Linked DNA regions of Homo sapiens: region 2 is linked to region 1. Evidence: chromatin contacts called from ENCODE Hi-C data. All regions are on one chromosome and are shown on one strand. The core of a region is the stretch at or near the end of the contact, and the rest is flanking DNA. Distances in the headings are between cores, read along the strand shown. Region 1 overlaps SYN3 (synapsin III). Region 2 overlaps TOM1 (target of myb1 membrane trafficking protein).

Region 1 (4,727 bases), core at 973-3,472:
TGCTCAGGGGAGCTTTTACGTATTTTGGGGATTATGCAAAAAATAAGACTCAAACTACACATAGCGGAGAATAGAGCTACAGTGACCAACGTCAGACTAAATATTGACTAAGCATATTTGCTTCCTGAGGCTGCTATAACAAATGACCATACACTTAGTGGCTTAAAACAACACAAATTTATGATCTTCCTGTTTGGACGTCAGAAGTCTAAACTGGGTCAGCAGGGCTGGTTCTTTCTGGAGGATCTAGGGGAGGATCTGTTTCCTGATCTTTTCCAGCTCTGGAGGCCGCCTGCATGCCTTGGCTCATGGCCCCTGCCTCAGGTCACTCTGACCTCCGCCTCAGTCATCACATCTCCTCCTCTCACTCTGACTCTTCTGCCTCCTAATTTCACGGACCCATCAGCCCACGCGTAGAATGCAAGATAATCTCTCCATCTCAAGATCGTTCACTTCATCACATCAGCAAAGTCCCTTTTGGCATGCAAAGTGATCTGTTTACTGGCTCTGGGAATTAGGACATAGGCATCTTTGGAGTGGAGGGACGGGGAATTGTTCTAAAGACTGAAAGCAAAAGTTTGTGCCAAGTTTCATAAGAAATAGTTAAATCCTGTTTTATGGCCTCAGTTGGCATTCCAGCTCTGGAGTGGGGATGACCCTGTGCATTGTGTCCCCACTCCCAGGAAACCAGGGCATGCTTTACTGGGATCATCCTCCAAAGTAGCAAAAAAAACCTGCTGTGGTGGAAAGAAACCCTTGGGCATGGGTTCTCATCTCTGCACAGAAGAGGTGTGTTGTGTTGCGTTGTGTTGTGTTGTGTTGTGTTTGTTTTGTTTTGTTTGAGACAAAGTCTCACCCTGTCACCCAGGCTGGAGTGCAATGGCGCGATCTCGGCTCACTGGAACCTCCACCTTCTAGATTCAAACGATCCTGCCTCAGTCTCCCAAGTAGCTGGGATTACAGGTGTGCACCACCACACTTGGCTAATTTTTTGTATCTTTAGTAGAGACAGGATTTCACCATGTTGGCCAGGGTGGTCTTGAACTCCTGAACTCATGATCCGCCCACCTCAGCCTCCCAAAGTGCTGGGATTACAGGCGTGAGCCACCGCGCTCGGCCCAGAAGAGGTGTTTGGCCTACTCCTCTCAGCAGCCCTCTCCTCCCTGGGGCCAGGTTTTTCAGGATGCCAGAGTCCTAATGGCATCCTTCCCTCTCTTGCGCCATTTCTAGACATGTCAAAATTTACTCTCTCTGTCCCCGACACTTGACTGATCTCTTTGTGACAATGTGGCTGTCACTTACTGGGCATTTAATACATGAAAAAAATAAAAACTTTATTGAGCTCTTACTATTTGTCAGACACTATACGAAGAGGTTCATATAGATTATCACACTGAATCCTTCCAGAAATCCTATTAGATAAGTAATGTTACTGTCCCTCATTTTATTAACAGGAAAAGGAGAAGAAGACACTGAGGCACAGAAAGGTTAGGTAACTTGCCTAAGATCACTCAGCTGGGAATAGGCAGAGTCTTTGTTGAACTCTGGTCTTCTGACCTGGAATTTATGCTCTTACAAAATTACCCTTCTGTAGTCCCAGATACATGGGAAGCTGAGGTAGGAGGCTCACTTGAGCCCAGGAGTTTGAGGCCACCCTGGGCAACATAGCAAGACCCTATCTCTAAAACAAAACAAAACAAAACAAAACAAAACAGAAAAGTACCCTATATTGGAAGAGGTGAATGGATGGAAGGCAGGAAATGCACTGACTGTTGTTAAATAGCATTGGCTTAGGTGCTAGAAAGTCTAGATTTCCTATCCTGCTTCACCACTCCTTGCTGGATGACTTGGACTAGTTTCTTCCCCTCTCTGGGCCTCAGTTTTAACAGATACAACATGAGGGGCTTGCATAGAAAGGAGCAGGTTTGCTCCGACACTAGCTTTCTGTGTGTCTAATGCTGGTAGCCTGTTGGTTACCACCCCACCTTGCTTTGACCTTTAAATATGCCCACAAGACGTGGCATTTGCTGTCACATGGCCACGTACGGTCAGCAGCACCAGGGCTAGGTTCCTGAGGCCCCCTCACGTGGCACGGCCTACAGCTCCCCTATCCCTGGGGCCTCCGGCAAGGATCCAGGCGGCAGCCGGCAGCGGCAAGCATGTGCTGTTTCTGTGGTTTCTACTTAGAACAGTTTCCTGTTTCAACCTGCCAGTTCCTTAAAAGCATTAGCTTGAGGTTTTGCCGAATGACTCCGCTCTATTTTCATAAAGGGGTGGAGGGGCTCCTCCTGGGAGCCGAGCCCAGAGCTGAAATTCCACATGAATTAAGGGTATATCGAGCTTGGAAGTTCATCTCCTGAAAATAGTCTGGCTTGGGGTGACTTTCAGAGAATAGGGAGAGTTCCTCCACCAGCCAGATTCTTGGGCCCAACTTGTCTAAGAGGCTGCCTCCATTCCCTTATCTGGGCCTCAGTTTCTCCATATCTTACATGAGAGGGCTGGATCTTCTCTCCAGATTCTAGGCAGTCCCCACGTCTCTGTTTAGTGTATATGAAAGTAATGAGCACAGTAGTAGCCAACACATGTATAGCCCTTCCTGCACTGTTCTAAGCACTTTATAAATGTTGATCCTCTGAAGTGAACACTCTTCCTGTCCCCATTTTATAGATGGGAAACAGAAGCAAGTGATGTTGACTAATTTGCCCATGCTCACGTTACCTTCAAGTGGTCAAGTCAGGAGTTGAACCCTGGTGATCTGGCTCCAGAGCCCTTGCTGCTGGCTCTCTCAAAATAAGACCTTTCTGGCGGCAGATGGCTTACTATTGAGCAGGGCGCAGTAGGTGTGATCTCAGAGGGCTCAGGTTTGAGTCTTGGATTCATCATCTGCGTGACCTTGGGAAAGTCACTCAATTCTTTGGAACCTCCATTTTCTCATCAATGAAATGGAGCTAGTTGAACCCATGTTGTTGATCTGCCATAGTGTGTAGGCAATTTGAGGTGAAGATTATTTATGAAGAAGCTCGGGACCAAGACAAGCAGTCTCGTAACATAGGCTTTTATTATTATTCCCATATTTCACATCTCCTACTCCCGCCCTCGGTTCTGGGGTTATTAGCTAGATCTGCTTTTACTAGGGAGGGACTCCAGAAGGAAGGTCCAACTGGAATGCTGACAGCTCCAAAGCCACCTTCCTAGCCTAGAGATAGGGTTTGGGGGACTGGCAGTGACTTCTTAGCAGCCTTGAGTCAGCTGTCCAGAGTGGATGGCCCTGTGAGAGCCAACACTTCCTCCCCACCCCTGTGAGGCATCTGGGTACGGGTGGAGCCCCGTGGGAAACTGGCCTCGGCCACCAATTCCAGACTTCTATCCGCCTGACTCCTTGGCACTGTCCGAGTAAGAGACATCTCCAATTTAATCCACCCAAACAGAACTCTTGATTTCCCCCTTGAAATCTACTCTTCCCTTGGTCTTCTCTATCTCAGTGAGGGGCATGACCCAGGTTGCTCAACCTAAAACCCTCCATTCACCTTTTTTCCTTCACAGCCTGTATCCGAGCCATGTGCAAATTATGTGGACTCTTTGATTCGATCTCCAAATTTTTTCCCGACTCTGCTGTCTTTTCTCCACCTTGGTACACCATCAAGGGTCAAGGGAGAGGTGCTGGTAGCCACCATCGTTGTTTATTTAGTCTACTTAGGCAACCCCAACTCACCACCCTGTGGGTACGTTGTCCCCTGCCTCCCCTTGACACAACCAAAGGCATCTGCTTGGGAAAATACTTCATCAACTCCCTGCTTAAAACCCTCTATGGCTTCCAAATGGACAAAGACTAAGCTCTTTACATGGTCTCCAGACCCTTCGAGATGCATTGAACCGTCTGGCCTCATCTTCCACCGCTCTTCCTCTCGCTCATTTGCTCCTGCCATGCTGGTCTCTCTGCTTCTTAAGCAAGTTAAACAAGCTCCTTCCTACCACAGGACTGTGTAGCACCAGCCACTTCCCTGCCTGCAAGGCTTTACCCTCAGATGTTCCTGGAGCCAGCATTTTGTCATCAGTCAGGTTCCAGTTCAAATGTCCCCTTCTCAGAAAGCCTTCCCTGACCACCCCATCTAAAGCATTCCCTGCTCCCACTCACTCTTCTCAACACTTCTGTTGTTTTCTCAGACGATTTATCATCTGACATTGTCATGTTTACTTAATTGTTCAGTTGTTTACCATCTGCCCCCTTCACTAGAATGATAATGAAGGCTGAGAAAAGTGCATGTTTTCACAGCTATATTTACACTGTACCACCAGTGGGAGCTGGGGGGAATCTGGCACATAAAAAGCACTCAATAAATAGTTGTAAAATGAATTCAAAAGTGTGCTATGTCCTGGAACAAGTTAACTCTCTGGGCTTCAATTTGCCCATTGATAAAATAAAGGAGAATGAAATGGGTTGTATCAAAGGATTCTCTTTGTTCTCACATTTTCTGGATCTCTGGATCCACAAGTTGCCCTTGGGATGGATGGATGGATGGATGGATGGATGATTTCTGGGGGTTTTATTGAAGACACCTGGGACAGAGGAGTTATCAGGAGCAAGATGGAGGCAGGGAAAGGGGGCAAATAACTCCAGTCAGAATGTGCTTCTTTTACCCCAAGTGAGAGAGAGGCATGATCCCCTCTTTCCTCTGTGCCCACCCCATGGACCACCTTTACCCATGGCTGCACCAGGGGAGGTGGCA
Region 2 (4,154 bases), core at 1,099-3,598, 2.6 Mb before region 1:
AATGTGCTCCTCCCCACCTCAACTCGTGCTCCTAAGCCCAGATCAAAGGTCAGGTCTCCTGGTGGAGTCTGCCCTGACACCCCCCACCCCGCCAGGGCCTATTCCTTCCAGCTAGCAGCCAGTAGCATTTTCCACAGACCACAACTCTAAGCACTGCTTAGTGGAGTGATTAAAATAACTCTGTTGGGCGATCTCTTTGTTTCTACATCTCTCTCTCCCAGGAGTCTGTGAGCTCTTTAAGGGTGGCGGTTATAGCTCACAAATGGACTAACTGTCTACCCCAGATGGGACCTGGGCCATGATAAACCTGCAGTACCTGTTTGCTGAATGACTGAATGAAAGATGAGGCTGTATTCACCAGCACAATAAACCTTTATAACAGTGTAAATGAAACACCTCCACACTTGGGCACTCATTGATCCCTTACTAGCTATTGTGTGGAAATCCTAATCCTTCTTCCAACTTGCAATCCTCTGAATACATTTTTTTTTTGAGACAGAGTCTCACTGTTGCCCAGGCTGGAGTGCAGTGGCACGATCTCGGCTCACTGCAACCTCCAACTACTGGGTTGAAGTTCACCTGCCTCACTCGGCCTCCCGAGTAGCTGGGACTACAGGCGTGTGCCACCATGCCCAGCTAATTTTTGTATTTTTAGTAGAGACAGGGTTTCACCACATTGGCCAGGATGGTCTCGATCTCTTGACCTCGTGATCCACCCGTCTTGGCCTCCCAAAGTGCTGGGATTACAGGCGTGAGCCACCGTGACCCTTTGAATACTTTTAAAAAGTACCACGTCCCTCCTTAATCTGTCCTCCAACATCCTCAGGACCTGTGACCACTCCACTCTGATAATGATCTCCAGAGCCTTCACCCTATTCTGACCGACCCCTCTGGATATAGGCCAGCCATGCTGTCCATCTGGAAATGCAGTGTGGGAACCCACACGCCACATTTACCTGTCCTTGCTAGATACTGTATTTCTATTACTGTACTCAGTGACTATGTGAAATTTTTATTAACCCTACCATGTGGAGCTGACTCCAATAGTTGTGGAAGATGCTCCCCCTGGGCTCACAGCATTTAGCTTTTCTAGACCCCCTTGCAGCCAGAAGTAGCCCTGGGACTTCTGGCCACAGAGATGGAAGCGGGTGTCTCTTGGGCGGCTCCTGGGGAAGGTTTTGCTTTCTTGGTAACAGAGACACAGACAGTTGGTACTTTCACCTGTGCTTCCTACCGTGAGAATGCAAGCACGAGGATGAAACCAATGTGGTCAAGAAGGTTAGGCAGAAATACAGAAGAAGCCACTACTGAACGAATTCATTCTAGATGGACACAGATGTTGTCACTCAAAGGGAAACCCAGCAGGTCTCTCAGTTCTCTCTCTTTTTTTTTTTTTTTTTGAGATGGAGTCTCACTCTGTTGCCCAGGCTGGAGTGCTGTGGCACGATCTTGGCTCACTGCAACTTCCGCCTCACCGGTTCAAGCGATTCTCCTGTCTCAGCCTCCAGGGTAGCTGGGATTACAGGCGCCCACCACCACATCCAGCTAATGTTTGTATTTTTAGTAAAGATGGGGTTTTACCATGTTGGCCAGGCTGGTCTTGAACTCCTGACCTCAGGCGATCTGCCTGTCTTGGCCTCCCAAAGTGCTGGGATTACAGGTGTGAGCCACTGCGCCTGGCCTCTTTCAGTTCTAAGGGGGAATCGGTGAGATGGAAAAGTTGGGAGGATGGGATGCAGACACAGACAAATCCTGCCCAGACTCCAGCACCTACCAGCTGTGTGAGCCTGGGTAACTCCTCGGCCTCTCTGTGCCTCAGTTCCTCCTCTACAGAATAAAGATGACCAAAGCACTCACCTTCCAGGGATGTGTGAGGAGGAGTGTATACATTTCAAGCACCAAAATAAATGCTATCCTCTACAAACATATCAACCACAACATGATTGAGAATTTCAAGCACCCCATAAGAGATTTTTAAATCACAAATATGCAGAAGCTATTTTTTTTTCAGCCAGAAACTTGTCTTGAAAACTATTTTCCAAAGGAATAACTCTTTCCAGACCCAGCGTGGAAAGTTCCATCCATCTCCTAATTTGCTGAGCCACCCTTCCTCAAAACCCTGGCTGCCTCTCCCCTGTATTTTTTTTAACCATAAACCACAAGAGAAACCCTAAAATACCTTACAGAGGGTATTGCTTCCGCAACCCACAATGTTAAAGTCGATGTAACTAACTATAGTACCTAACAAAAGGAAATGTCAGTGAGATAAAGAAAGGTTTTCTAAAACTCCCCAGGTAAGAAGTGAGGCTGTGAAGGCAGAGGCTTGAAGTGGCTGGCTGAGGTACAGATGGCATTTGTTTTCACTCCCCACTTGGGAGTGTAAAAGGTATTGCTGACAATCTGGATGGTCAGGGGTGGAGTGGGCTTTGTATTAGTCAGGGATCTCTAGAGAAAAGGAACTAGGCTGGCTGTGGTAGCTCATGCCCGTAATCCTAGCACTTTGAGAGGCCAAGGCGGGAGGATCACGAGGTCAGGAGTTCAAGACCAGCCTGGCCAACATGGTGAAACTCTGCCTCTACAAAAAATATAAAAATTAGCCAGGTGTGGTGGCACGCGCCTGTAGTCCCAGCTACTCAGGAGGCTGAGGCAGGAGAATTGCTTAAACCTGGGAGGTGGAGGTTACAGTGAGCCAAGACTGCCCCACTGCACTCCAGCCTGGGAAACAGAGTGAGACTCCGTCTCAAAAAAAAAAGAAAAAAAAAAAAAAAGAGAAAAGGAACTAGCAGAAAGAAAGAGAGAGAGAGAGAGACAGACACACACACACACACAGGAGAAAGAGCGAGCGCTTAAGGAATTGGCTTATGCAGGTGTGAAGGCTTAGCAAGTTGAAAATCTGTAGGGTGAGCTGGCAGGCTGGAGATCCAGGAAACAGATGCTGTCCAAGTGCAAGGACAAGGGGAGCCTGCTGGCCAAGTTCCCTCTTGTTCTGGGGAGGTCAGTCTTTTTCCTATTCAGGCCTTCAACTGATTGGACGAGGCCCACCCATGTTATTGAGGGCAATACGCTTTACGCGGGTCTGGTGATTTAAATGTTAATCTCATCTAAGGCATACGTTCACAGAAACATCTAAAATAATGTTTGACCAACTATCTTTCTCCCCTGGCCTAGCCAAGTTGACACATAAAGTTAACCACTACAGGGTTTATACTGCACCAACACAAACAAGTTCAAACAGTAGACCCCTCTGTCTGTCCCTAAATTCTCTGTCTGTCTCAGCCCCTGTGGTCTGGCTGGTTCTTCTCTCCCCCTCCCTTCTCCCCTGGCTCCGTCCTTCCCTTCTGGGAAGACTCCAGGCTCCGTCCTTCCCTTCTCTACCTTCCCCAGCAGGAGCGAGGCCCAGTTCCCCTCCTCAGGGCTTGCACAGTGGTTCTCCACCGCACTTTGCAGTGCTCTATCAACTTCTAAGTTTCCCGTGTCCCTTGAGGAGGAGACCTGGGGGACACAGCCGGGAAGGGGCGGAGCTGGCACCTGAACCCAGCTCTTCTGATGCGGAGACTAAGCTGTGACCCCATTTCAGGCTGCTTACGTCCCAGTGATCAAAATGAGCTACCTGGGATCATGCCAGGTGGGCTCATGGGCAAACTTAAAGACATTTTTAGAGGGACATTAAATTTTTCCTCTCCTGCATTATTTACTTTAATGCAGGATAGGAAAAAAACACGAACATCAAAGCCATGATTTCATGGATATAATTATATAGGATGAGGTCAAATTTTAACAGATAAGCTAATGAAAAGAAAACCCTACGAAAATAATAATGAAGGTGGCATGGGGGTAGACACAAATCACAAATGAGCTACATGAAAGACAGAAGTTTGGAGGGCACTGGCCTAGATCAAGATCTCCTTAGTAAGGCAGTAAAGAGTTAAACTGTCCTGAATCCCCCTGCTTCTCATGGGGTGATGGCCTCAAGCTAATTAGGAGACACTGAGGGTTTGGGTTTTTTTTTTTCTAAAACCAGAAGAGTGGAAGTCTGGGACTATACTCTTATTTCTTTGAGCTCACTAAGGGAATAAAACCTATTCACCAGTTCTATCCATAGGGGAAGGCAAAGGCCTTAATTTCCAAGTAAGAATCTGCTCCTCCCCACAGCC

The links. A loop is a pair of places that touch in the nucleus more often than their neighbours do. Pooled maps may share reads with other maps.
Region 2: a pooled map shows a loop between it and region 1 (20-fold over the local background). The contact joins two enhancer-like sites. A Hi-C loop is called at or near these places in 2 of 50 pooled maps.

What each region holds. Positions count from the first base shown.
Region 1 is chr22:32,721,231-32,725,957 of GRCh38, reverse strand. The region is part of intron 6 of SYN3 (synapsin III); the gene reads left to right. Among named protein-coding and RNA genes, the nearest start is that of TIMP3, 78 kb to the left of the region's middle. Within about 2 kb of position 2,222, at least 21 of the 41 ENCODE cell types and tissues checked have a DNase peak (open chromatin) inside an H3K27ac peak, as active enhancers do.
Region 2 is chr22:35,306,890-35,311,043 of GRCh38, reverse strand. The region is part of intron 1 of TOM1 (target of myb1 membrane trafficking protein); the gene reads right to left. Among named protein-coding and RNA genes, the nearest start is that of TOM1, 9.1 kb to the right of the region's middle. RefSeq lists a silencer at 1,739-1,808. Within about 2 kb of position 2,348, at least 5 of the 41 ENCODE cell types and tissues checked have a DNase peak (open chromatin) inside an H3K27ac peak, as active enhancers do.